3 separate regions of the Homo sapiens genome follow, and all the other regions are linked to region 3. The links are chromatin contacts, found by Hi-C or POLR2A ChIA-PET in ENCODE. All regions are on one chromosome and are shown on one strand. Each heading gives the region's core, a stretch centred on a gene start or an enhancer-like site at or near the end of the contact. The rest is flanking DNA. Distances are from core to core; before and after follow the strand shown.

The links. A loop is a pair of places that touch in the nucleus more often than their neighbours do. ChIA-PET counts read pairs that join two places held with the same protein, here RNA polymerase II (POLR2A). Pooled maps may share reads with other maps.
Region 1: a map of A673 shows a loop between it and region 3 (2.5-fold over the local background). The contact joins the enhancer-like site here to the promoter of PAPPA in region 3. A Hi-C loop is called at or near these places in 4 of 168 maps with a recorded cell type or tissue (A673, astrocyte of the cerebellum, chondrocyte and 1 more). POLR2A ChIA-PET finds 5 or more read pairs at or near these places in 4 of 52 experiments (A549, A673, BJ and 1 more).
Region 2: a map of IMR-90 shows a loop between it and region 3 (2.0-fold over the local background). The contact joins the enhancer-like site here to the promoter of PAPPA in region 3. A Hi-C loop is called at or near these places in 2 of 168 maps with a recorded cell type or tissue (IMR-90 and psoas muscle) and 1 of 50 pooled maps. POLR2A ChIA-PET finds 5 or more read pairs at or near these places in 6 of 52 experiments (A549, AG04450, BJ and 3 more).

What each region holds. Positions count from the first base shown.
Region 1 is chr9:116,231,828-116,235,662 of GRCh38, reverse strand. PAPPA (pappalysin 1) reads right to left here. Exons shown (of 22, transcript NM_002581.5): 7 at 26-524. Among named protein-coding and RNA genes, the nearest start is that of PAPPA, 80 kb to the right of the region's middle. Within about 2 kb of position 1,467, at least 4 of the 41 ENCODE cell types and tissues checked have a DNase peak (open chromatin) inside an H3K27ac peak, as active enhancers do; they include A673, where a contact is called at or near this core.
Region 2 is chr9:116,072,358-116,076,359 of GRCh38, reverse strand. No RefSeq gene overlaps it. Among named protein-coding and RNA genes, the nearest start is that of PAPPA, 79 kb to the left of the region's middle. Within about 2 kb of position 1,584, at least 2 of the 41 ENCODE cell types and tissues checked have a DNase peak (open chromatin) inside an H3K27ac peak, as active enhancers do; they include IMR-90, where a contact is called at or near this core.
Region 3 is chr9:116,152,143-116,156,457 of GRCh38, reverse strand. PAPPA (pappalysin 1) reads right to left here and starts at 2,667. Exons shown (of 22, transcript NM_002581.5): 1 at 1,871-2,667. The coding sequence starts at 2,285. RefSeq lists a silencer at 801-890.

The DNA of each region.
Region 1 (3,835 bases), core at 218-2,717, 80 kb before region 3:
CTCCCTATTCAGAGAATGCACTTACATGTCTACGAATTTCCTATTGAGATGTAGGATGGAGGCCACATCCATCTGGAGAGGAGGGTCCCGGACCACCTTATACTTCAGGGGCTTACACTGTAGACAGAGTGGGGTGTCTGCAGTGGAGGTCAACATGGCAGCATCGATCTCCAGGTGCTCATCCAGCGTGTAGATTTGGATGCCATACACCTCCTCGCCCACGTCCCAGAGTCTGATGGTCAGTGGGACATCACAGAAGACATTCTGAGGACCCAGGGAGATGTTCTTCCCACTGACAGCCAACAGTTTGATGTCATTGACAGCTCCACTAGAGTCCCAGTCAGTGGAGACAAAGGTCACCCAAATGGTCAGAGACTCAGGGACCAAGGGGTAGAGGAACTCCAGCTCGAGGTAGCAGCCTTGAGGCTCAGGGCAGGCTGGAGGAACCGTGTGTGGGTTGACAGCTGAATTTGGGCTCCAGGTGCGGACACTGGACTTACAGGGCTGTTCAACATCAGGATGACCTATGCAGAAGAGATGAGGGAATGAGTTCTTGGGGAAAGAGCTTTATTCCCATCCTTAGAGTTTCCTGTGGACCCCAGGAGAAATTGGTCTGACTAGAACTTAGACAGAGGGGAAAAGGAGAGGAAGGTTCTTGGTGCCTTGGTGAATCTGCTATACACACAGCATCCATCTCATCCCCACCCCTGCAATACAGATTTCAGAGGAATCACCAGACATTCAGTCAAACTGCTTTCATCTCACTACCGAGTCAATGTTCAAACTTTCCTTCCTCATCTTCCACTTAGGAGGCTGTGCTGCCTAAGATGAAAAGAAGTAAAGGGTACATATTGGCTAAACACCCACTGTGTCCCCTGAACTTTAATTCTTGCAAGGACTTATTTAGGAGGTGATAAAACTAAGGCTCCCAAATATAGAGTGAATCGATCAGGTTCATACAACTTGAAGTGTAAAAGCCAGCATTGGAACCGAGTTTTGTTTCATTTTGGAATCTGTATTCTTTGCTGTTCTCCCTATTGGATGCAGGGGACAGTAGAATAAATTAGAATCCTTGTGGTATTACTGCCATTGGTAAAACCTACTTGGACTGACAGAAATCCTAACCCCACCCCCCGACCAGCAAAGAATAGGTGAGCATAAATAGCATCCACCCTGCAGACTGAGGACCTGGGAGGAAACTGTCTAGAACCATGAACAACAGAGCTGGAAGGCAGCCTTGGAGCCCTCTTATCTCTCCTCCTCCCCTTCTCTACATGCAGTCATTCCATACCACTGAGCTTCTCCGCACTCTGTTCTGTCTCACTCAGGAAGGGGAGGGTTGGGTGAGGAGCGGGGAGAAGGAAGGAGGGTTTCTTCTCCTCTTTCCCTAGGGAGATGATGCCTCATCCCCACTGATCTCAGCCTGCAGCGACTTCTGAATTTTTCTCTGCTGAGATCACATCTAGACTCCCAGAGAGCTCTTCCTTGCACTACTGAGGAAAATAACCAGGACTCAATGTAGTGATTGGCTCTAATTTGTTTAAGGGAGCCTCATGAGAGAGACAGACCGGATGGTAAGATGAAGGACCTCAAGTTGCCCAACTAGACACCTTAAAAAAAAATTAAGAGACAGAGTCCTGCTCTGTTGCCTAGGCTGCAGTGGAATGGTCTGATTGTAGCTCATTGCAGGCTCAAATTCCCCTGCCTCAGCCTCCTGAGTAGCTGAATATAGGCATGTGTCCCCATGCCCACCTAGCCACATTCTTTTTTTTTCTTCAGCCTCAGTGGTTGGTTGGGAGGGTGGTGGTGACCCTAGACATTTCTGAAGCAAATAAGAAAAAAAAAAGATCTTTGCTTAAAAACGCTTTGTGGTAATGTTACAGGGTAACAGGAATCACTATAATGTCAATACTAGAAAGTTATTTGGAGTGAAAAAACTATGCCAGTGAAGGCTGTAAATGCCTCTAACCTCCTTGCCTCTGCTTAGCCAAGGAAAGAAAGAAGCCACCAAGTGGAGATGGAGAAGAGAAGAGGAAAAGAGAAGGAGGGGTGAGAAAATACACAGAGGCTTCTTAGATATAATGCATCACAGCAAGAAAAGATGGATTTAATTACAAGATTTCCTCTATCTCTCCTTGGCTAGTTTCATTCATTATTTGCAGTAACTGCTGGCTCAAAGCAACCTTTAGTTTAGGGTGTAAAACACAAGTAGGACTCCCCACCTAGCTGAAGCCTTTCTTCTTGTCTACTTTCCCACACACTGAGTTCCTGACTTTCTTAACTTTGTGGGATGTTGACACACATGTATCACTTATTCATTCAGTCAACTTCATTGAAGGCAGCACTTTACAGTATATGAAACACATCTCCTAGTTATTAGTTAACTCATCTGATTGTCATCAAAATCCTGTAAGATCGTTGTCATTTTGTCTCTATTAAAGAGCACTGCTTCGCTCAACGCCATGTAGCTTTTGCTTAATACAGTGTGCCTAGTCCATAGAGTATTCACATAGCAGATGCTAAATAAATATTTGTTAACCTTCTAGCCTGTTAACATTGAGTTAAAAGTTACAGCATAGAACATTAAAGCATGCTTCCTGATGGTGGGTGCCAGGTGAACATTCCACCCCTCCATGGGCTTTCTCCTGCAACTGGCAAGGGATGATGTAATCTTCCTCCCTTCCTTGGAGAAAATGACTGTCAGGGGTGGGAAGCCACAGGAGAGCAAAGATGACAAATCTGCCTGGCTCATCCTTCCTCCCTAGTTTCTTGTTAATCAACAGAGGGACCAAATACTTCCAAAGGACAGGAAGGTGAGTCTGGTCATTATGCTCAAGCAAGTAAACAGGAGTAGAAATCTTAGCAAAGCTTGTGGTTGTCTGGTTATTAGAGACAAACCCTTAGATGTAAAAAAGAGTCCCTAGAGGCACCAAGTGTAACCATAACCAAAGCAGCAACCTCATTAATAATGCCAGCCTTCACGAGTTGACCATCCTCAATGTGCAGGCACTGTGCCAAGCACATTACACGCCTCAGGTCTTTTTACGTTGGCACTAAGTCTGTGACGCAGGTCTTATGAAATTCATTTTACAGAAGAGGAAACTGAGACTCAGATGGTTCAGAAATTCCCTGGCAGGGAGTAGAATATGATATTGTTGGTCCAGGCAGCGTGCCAGGCTTTGAAGGAATGAAAGTTGGGTTAAAATATCAGTTATAGGGTTTCTCATTGTGTTACCTACTGTAATGTTACCTACCTCAAGGTTGCTGTAAACCTCAAATAGGATGAGATCATTAATAGATTCCCATAAATATATTAGCTCTGTCCTGGAAAGTAGGGACGTATTAACAAGGAAAATATTGGTAAGAGGAGGTATTCCAAGCATGAGAATAGTTGGGAGAGAGTGTAAGTTAAGGTTACTATGGTTTTCAAGTGCAATTGTAGAGCAACAAATGCTGAGGCTGGTAAGCTAAGTAGAACCAAGATTGTGAAGTGGCTTGTATACTACATTAAGGAGGAAACTGAACTTTACACTGAAATAGACGAAGAGCTACTGAGAAATTTTAAGCAAATGAGTGACATCAGGGTCGCCTTTTAGAAAAACCACTGTTGGCCAGGTGCGGTGGCTCATGCCTGTAATCCCAGCACTTTGGGAGGCCTAGGCAGGCAGATCACTTGAGGTCAGGAGTTCGAGACCAGCCTGACCTACATGGTCATCTCTATTAAAAATACAAAATTACCTCGGTGTGGTGGCACGTGCCTGTAACCCCAGCTGCTCAGGAGGCTGAGGCAGGAGAGTTACTTGAACCCGTGAGGCTGAGGTTGCAGTGAGCCGAG
Region 2 (4,002 bases), core at 335-2,834, 79 kb after region 3:
AAAATATCTCAATTTTACAGATGAAATAACTGAGTTAAGTGGGAAAACAAAATATAATGTGATCAAGTTCATTCAGCTTGAAAATGAAAGATATAATTTAAACTCAGGACAATATGACACTTTTTATCACACTTTTTCAAAAGATTAGGTGGATCATTCTTAGGATAGGGGTATGGAGGCATGGGGTATGATTGATTTCCCTGTTGAGTGAATCTCCTAATGATATTTCTGTTTTACGTGGTTGAGCTACAGAGTAAGGTCTAAAATTCTGCTTCCACAATTAGAATAATATTAAAGTATTAAAATCAGACTAATCAAATTATATGGTCTACTTCTGATTAACTAACCACAAAAATATACTTCATTCACTTATGTGGTAAGTTCAGAAACAAGGGGTTAGGAGTCTAACAGACCTGAGTTCAAATCCCACTTGCATTATTTAACAGCTGCATGTTTTTTTGACTAACAATTCAATTCTTTTGAATGTTTTTTTTCCCATAAGAGAGCTTAATGATACTTCTCTCACAATATTACTATGAGGAATAAGAAAATCAATGTATATGTACAATCCTCATCTTTAGGCAGGCAATACTTCTTAGTTCCTCACTATTTTCCCTGTGAATTCTATTTCCAATCACCTGTACCACTTTCCTCAACATCACCCTAGGGCTGTCCCCCAAATCTGCAAACTTCCCTGTTGTTTTCTTTAACACTTTGTCCAACTATACACTGCATATTTTCTTTAACCTTTCTTTTCCCGTAAATTAATCACAACAGCCTTTTTTTCTCTAAAGTGATTTACTATATTTCTTCCCCTATTGGAGGCAAAGCAGGATGTAAAACTTTGCCACACTCATAGCAGTTAGGGGAGAAGAAAGGCATCAGCTCACCAGAAGATATGGATTGCTTAACTGTCCCAACAGAGTGAGAAGGGGTTAGGTAGAGGCTTTCTGTGACTCATGATGATCTTTCCTTATAGTCCAGCATCAGAAGGAATTCCAGCAGGCCAGTTTCTGGATCAGCATTGGATATCGTAATGCAGAGGAAGGCACCTAATCGTTCATGTCCCTTCTGACATGCTGCCGTCAAGTACAGGGTATTTTCTTCCTTACGCTTTGTCAAATGTGGTTTTAATCAGCCGTAACCACAAAAAAAATCACAAACTTTAGGATTTTTTTTCAGTTTCTATGCCTGAATAGCTTTGCAGGGACCTACAGGAGACTAATTAGGACCCCTAAGATATGAAGGAACAGATAGAAAACAAATGGCCACATGCGCCAGTTCTCAAACAATGTGCCCATCAATGGCAAAAGAGACAGAGTACACATGCCTGCCCAGCTCTTCACTGGGGTTCTAGCCTTTGGCTCTCCACTGCCAACCCAGGGCCCAAGGTGCTGCTAGAGTGAGCCTCTGGATATGCAGCTATCAGCTCTCCCCAAATAAACTCCTTTCCTGGTTTCCTGTTGCCTAATGTAAATTTGAGCATTACTGCACTACCCAGAAGTCTCTTAAATATATCAAATTCTTGATTCTTCATGTCCTGATCACTCCATTCTTGCTTTGTCCAAATGACTAAGCCCTACCCATTCTTCTAAATCCCATTCTGAATCACCCCTGCTAGGAAACCTTCTCTGATCCTCTAAACCAGATTAACTGCCTTTCCTCAGTATTTTCATAGCCTCCCAAGATTTGCATAGGACATTATTCATAAGCTACTGTATTGTAATTATTTACTTATTTGTCTATGTTATTAGACTATGAAAAGGTTGAGGATAGAAACATTATTTTATTTATCTCTATGTCCCCATATTTAACATGGGGCCTGACTCATATGTGAGGACTTTGTGTTACATACATAGCATGAAAACACACAAGCTTGGAATTGGTTAGATCTTTTTTCATCTTCTTTTTTTTTTTTTTTCTTTCCCAGGCCTTTTCCCTGAAAAGGAGTTGTTTAGATTTGGATTTAAATCTACTCACTGTCATTTATTCTCCAGGTAACTATTGAAAAATGACTTCACCTTGCTAAGCCTTAGTTTGCTCATCTGTAAAACAGGAGTAATAATCAGACCTACCTCACAGCTTTATTTTGAGGACTAAATGAAATAATGTCAGCAAAGTGCTTAGCACAGTTCTTAGCACATGGTGATCCCTGGTATACTTACTATAAATACTCATTTTAGTGTTCTGCAAATATTTCATAGATGAGTGGATAGCATGAACCATGATGGCAAATGGTTCTAACAAATGGACTGATGCCAGAATTTTGCCTTAAACTCCATTGACCCAGGAATAACTCTGAGGCTTTGGGCTGCTCATTAAGACTTTATTAAAATTATTTTAACCTTTGGTGGTTGCCAGAGTCAGACATGCCAGGGAGCTGAGGTTTGCCACAATGAGCTGTGTCCTCCCACGCATCCCAACTCTGGCAGAGCCATAGAGGGGCCTGGGATGATGGCCAAGGGAACATACTCCTCACTCAAACCTGTACACTGACGTGTCTTCTGGAAACTAGAAGAAAGGCTAGCTGTTTGGCTCTTTTGGTGACACTGAGTCTTGTAGCTTAAAAATATCTACACACACCCACCTGACTCCAAAAACCTGGTCTGAACTCGAGTATAAGCAAGTCTGACCTTGTGTTTCCCTACAGAGAAGGCTTCCCTGACATACATTCCCTGACATGTATGGGGGAGTATCATCAGAGCCATCACAGATGCTATAATCTGGAAAAAGGGATGTCCCAGGTGCTTCTTCTGGAACCAAGAGCCTAATCTCTCTGCATGTTCACTCTTGCAGTGAGAGTAGCGATGTCCTGGACCCATAGTGATACTCTCAGAGCCGTCCTGAGGGGTCTAGATTTATTTACTTTTCCACTAAGGGCATCAGATGCTTCTACTTTTTCAAATGGTTTCTTCCTGTCTTTCAATGTCTGTGCCTGCCTCGAAGTAATGTCCCTTTCTGCTTCCCCATCCACAGTTCTGGTGGTCTTCTCTTCATTCATTGTGGGGCACAAAGTCAGTGATATATGTTCATTAAGATTTAGTAAAATTTCTGAGTCTCAGGAATAGGTTCTGTGAAGACCCACGGTATTAACATTTGCATGGGCTTCTGACATCCCTTTTTATATTGTAAGTCTTTTTTCTTCCAGATTCCCAGATGAGTAGCCATATTTAGACTCATTTTCAAGGTAAATGTATAGGGTTTAAAGTCTGTGAGGCACGGATCACACTATAAGAAAAGTAAACAGAGACAATAACTGTTGATGGGAGTTGGAAGGGACAATGAGGTGACACAAATTAGGAGGGTTTCCTAGCTCAAGTACTAGTGTCCACGTCTGCTATCCTCCTCTCTTCTTTGAGCAACCATTCAAACATTCCTCCTCTGCTTCAACTCCCACCTTCCCTTCCCTAGATAGTAAGTGCTCTAGAAGAAATGTTATGGAACACAGAGACTCCTCCAAAGTTGGGTTCCCAAAACAATTTGGACTAAAACCAGACTCTCACTCATCAAGCAATGGGTTTAGAGGGTGAATATGTAACTTAAGCTGAACCAACCAGGACTCTTGACTGTACCTTAAAAATGACAACAACAACAAACAAACAAACAAAAAAACTGAAAGTAGGAGGAAAAGAAATTCTCTCTCTTTTCTTTCTTTGGTGTTAAATCAGAGAAGATTTAATCCTGAAAACTGATAGGGGCTTCATGGAAAAATGATTTTTCCAGTTTTCCCAGTTCAACTACTATCCTTCTCAGTTACATAAGATAAAGACAAACAACTTCCTTCTTGCCTAGGTTAATTCAAATTGGTTTTCTGTCCTGGCAACAATTACTTGTTTTTTTCATTAATGGTGTAGAGGGACTGGACTGTAAATTGAACCAGGAGAATCTGTGTTCACATAGAGAGTTCATGAACAAAGATGGTAGAATGGGTGGGACTGACAAGGCAAAATACTTAGAAGTTTCACAGGAATCCAAGAACTGGATCAGGTAGTGAAAGTTGTC
Region 3 (4,315 bases), core at 1,418-3,917:
GTGAATGAGTGCTCAAGAGAATGTGTGTGAAGAGAGGCTCCTTGTCTGAATTATAGACATTTATAAAGCAGTCTCCTGTGGAATCCCAGGTGTTATATATATATATATACATATATATATATACACATATATATATACACACATATATATACATGTATATATATATATACACACACACACACGTATTTATGTAGACACACTTACATAGTTAAAATGCATTCACTACCCTTTCACTGATGATGCCTGCATAACCCTGTGCTCTCCTCTCTCCAGGGAATGCCTTCCAAATCACTGGTACTAGGTAAAGACTAGGAAAAACCAGACCTACAGATTAAAAAAAAAAAAAAATCACCTCCAAGCAGCAGTCTCTTTGCTTTTTCACATGTTTGGAAAGAGAAGTCAACATACTACAGCTCTAAATTATCACCATCGTCATTATTATTATGGATAACGTTTCCTCTGTTCCAAATTAGACCCTCCTCTGGGCAAATAGGGCTTGCGAGTTAAAAGTGAATGAGTTCAGTCTCCTTCTTCTTCCCGGAGGAAAAAAAAAAAGGAAAAATAGCATGCGATGACGTCAGTTGTGGGTTGTTGGGGGGAATCACTGTATCGCTCTCCTTTGATAGCTGGAAAGCGGGGGCTTCGGGAGACGTATTCTTGGGATAGCAGCAGAGTGTGGGTCTCCTAAAGGGGTCTTCATGTCAACTGGATAGTCAGTGCTACATCTGTGAAAGTCCAAGCCATGGAAAGACAGGAAGAAGCAGAACTGCCCGGAGAGCTCACAGCTTTCCCTTCTAAGAAAGTGTGTGTGTGAGGGGGTGGGATCGCAAAACGCCTTCACACGTTTCCTGGCTGCAGTGAAGGGGGAACCCCTACTCTCACTTTAAGACGTCCCAGGACATGGCAAGATTGTTTGTGCAGAAAGGGAATCTCCCAGACAGAAAAGGCAAAACTTTCCTCCTCTCTTCCAGCGCCGCCCCCACCTCCGCTCCCCAGTTTTATTAAAGGCATTTCCACAGATTCATTTAGAGGGGGGAAAATGGATGCTGGAGCATTTCTAAGGTTTGCAATCCTCGCAAAGTGTCCGATTTCACTATAGGCTTTGCTGTGGAACAGCGAAGGGGAGAGAGAGGGAGGTTGAGGAGGGAGAACTCAAATTCATTACGGGCTCATAAAGTCCCATATGAGAAAAGCGCCCCGTTTCGCAGCCGCGTCTGGGGAACGCTGGCGGGGTATGCGTTAGGAAGGTCTCGTCCCAGCCCCGAGTGACAGGCAATGGGCTTTAAAAGCTAGGACATGGGATGGCGTGGAGGGGGTGAGGGTGAGTCCCAGAGGCAGGCTTCAATCAGTGAGCAACTTTGGGGCACTTCGAGGACTTCTAAGTCCTGGCCATTACAACAACCTTGCCCTTGCCGGCTTTCAGGGGAATGGGGCCTAATGAAGGGGAGTTACCTCCATTAAAACGTCAAAGAAATCAACGGTCCCCAAGTCTCCTTTCACATGCATCTCAATTGGGTCATCCTCCCTTTCATCCCAAAAGGAGAGAGTGCATCTGACCATTCGGAGCACGGGTTACGTGCCCTAGGCTCCGGGAACCAGCCCTCACTGGCCGAGGGTCCGCGGGGCCGCCAGGAGGGCTCCCCAGGTTCCTCCCAGGGATGGAGCAGCTACGCCTTCCGAGTGTGCCCATTCCACCGATGGAGCAAAGTGAGGCTCTCAGCTCGCCCGGATGTCTCTGCGCCGCTCGCGGGGCAGCTCTCGCACAGACACGCCCGCAAGCCCCCGACCCGCCCGCCACCCGCGCCCAGACACCCGCGAGCCTCTGGGGCCGCAGGGACGGTGCAGCGCCCGCCGAGGCGCCCTCACCTACCTGTGATCACTGCCGGAGACCTCTGGCCCCCCTCCGCTCGCAGCCACACTTGCAGCGTGAACGCGTCCCGGGGCAGCTCGAGGTCGGCCCGGAGGCGCAGCTGCTCGCCTCGCCCGCTGAAATAGAGCGCCCGGCTCGGCGGGCTCGGCTCCTCGGTGGCGCCCCTCGCCTCCCGCTGCTGCCGCCGCCGGGGGACGCGCACGGCTTCCCAGGCACCGCCCGGCGGCGGCGGCGGCGGCGGCGAGGCGCGGCGGCCGCGGGCCGCCCGGGTGGCGCAGGTGGCCGGGCCGGCGGCGGGGCGCGGGGGTCGGCCGGCCCGCGGGTCTCTCCGGGCCCGGCGGGGACGCTCGGCCAGCCCGCAGCCCAGCGCGGCGCTCAGCAGCCCCAGGTGCAGCACCCAACTCCAGAGCCGCATGTCCGACGGTTCCCCCCGCCCCCCCTTCGCCCCTGCACCGCCACCCGGAGCTGCCAGCTTTGGGAGCCTCGGCGCCTCGACTTTCTTCGCTTCTTCACCCTTCTTGGGCGAGCCCCCCTTTCCACTTGCTTTTTTCTTTTCTTTCTCGCTTTCCTCCTCAAGGTGTGTGCTCCACTCTCCCCACCTTTGAAAAATACAGCCCAACTCCTCCTGGTTGGCAATTAATTTCTCTCCCCGCTCCTTTATCTGCCTTATTTTTCCCCTAACAGCTGGTTGCCTTCCTCCTTGTTTTATTTCATTTTATTTTATATGATTTCTCGCTCCAAAAAAAAGCTCCTCTTAAGACTGATCCGCTGAATTCCCTCCCCCCAAAAGATGCTCTAATTTATTTATTTTTTGCGTCCTTTATAACACAAGCCACAGCCCCCTTCTCCCCCCCCAAGTCCCCCCTCCCCTCCCTCCTTCTTCTCAAAATGAAAGGAAAGAGGGGGAAAAAATCCCTCAGAAGATGAGTAAACAAGCGTATGCTAATCTGCTCCCCAGCGCTCCACCTTCCCAATTGAATGAGTCCCTGTTAAAACTGCGGGGATCATGACTAATCAATCAGTTTGGAGAGGCCGAGCTATCCAGCTTTCCTTCACTTTGCCTTTTGCCTCCTTTCCTTCGCTCCCGCTTCTCCACCACCCCCTCCTTTTCTCTCTCTCTCTCTCTCTCTTTTTTTTTTTTTTTTTTTAAGGAGACAATCTTAAAGTAACAATTTAATGAAATTCTGTACACACCCCCTTACGGTCCTCCCAGCTCTCATTCCTGCTCAAAACACACATTCCTGTTTTTGTTTTGTTTTGCTTGCTTTTTTTCCCTCCCTCACTCCCCCCACTTATTATTATTATTTCTGATGGCAGGAGAAAAATCTGTCTCTTCTCTTAGGATCCCCTTTGCACTTTGCTGGTAAACCTCATCCTTTTCTGTAGCACATAAAGAGTCTTGAAACTTGATTCTTAGATTTTTTTTTTTAATTCTCTCTCTCTGTCTCTCCCTCCCTCCCTCTCCCTCTCTTTCTCTTTTTCTCACTCTCTCCCTTACTCTTCTTCCCGCTTCCTCTCCCTTTACCTCTTTCCCTCTTCTTTTCCCTGTCCTTTTCCCTCTCAGAATTTCCTTAAAGTTGTACGATGATGAACCATTCCCCTCTTTTCTGAGCCCCCAGATAAGGCTGGCTTCAGCTAACCCAAATGTTTCCAAAGTTCTTATGGAATCATCAGAAGAAAATAGAAGAAAGGCACTGTCCAGGACATCTGCCTTTCAGAAGCTGTAGTCCTAGTACAACTGGGTCTCTGAATTTCCCCGAATACTCTTTAAAATACTCTGTTGGTCATTAGAAATTATTTTAATTTTATAAGAAGAAAATGAGAGAAAAATATTAATTTGCCTAATGTTTTCAACTTAAGCAATTCAGGTCCTCTGAAATTGTTAAAGTCACAGGTAAGGATCTGACCATTTGCTGCTTTGTAGGTCTGTTTTTGAACTGGGACATACATGTAATATATTTTTTTCTTCTTTTTTCCCCCTCTTTATAGAACTCAAAAGCTCCCCCTTATGGCAAAACAGATCTTCTTTTATTTTGTCCAAGTGTTTAATAAGTCAAAACATGTTAGCAATGGTGGATTACAAGCTATTAATTACCAATCTATTCCAATAAGGTAGTGATAAAAATATTCTGTGTGAAGTTTGCATGTGAATAGCGTGCTGAAAGTCTGCGATAAAATTAACTCCACTAAATTGTAACTTTCTTCTTCAATTGCTCTTATCTTCCGAGCTGCTCCAGATCTTTCTTGAGAGCTAGGAACATTGCTACACGCTTCAGGAAGAGAGAAAACCAAGGAAGAATGTTTGTTGGCAAAAGTATGACGATTTGTCGGATGAGCAAATGACTCAGACATCCCCTCTATGAAAGCTGGAATGCGATATATGCAAAGATTATGGAAGCTTTCTGAAAATGGGAGATCTCAGATTCATACCTTCCTAGTTTAGAA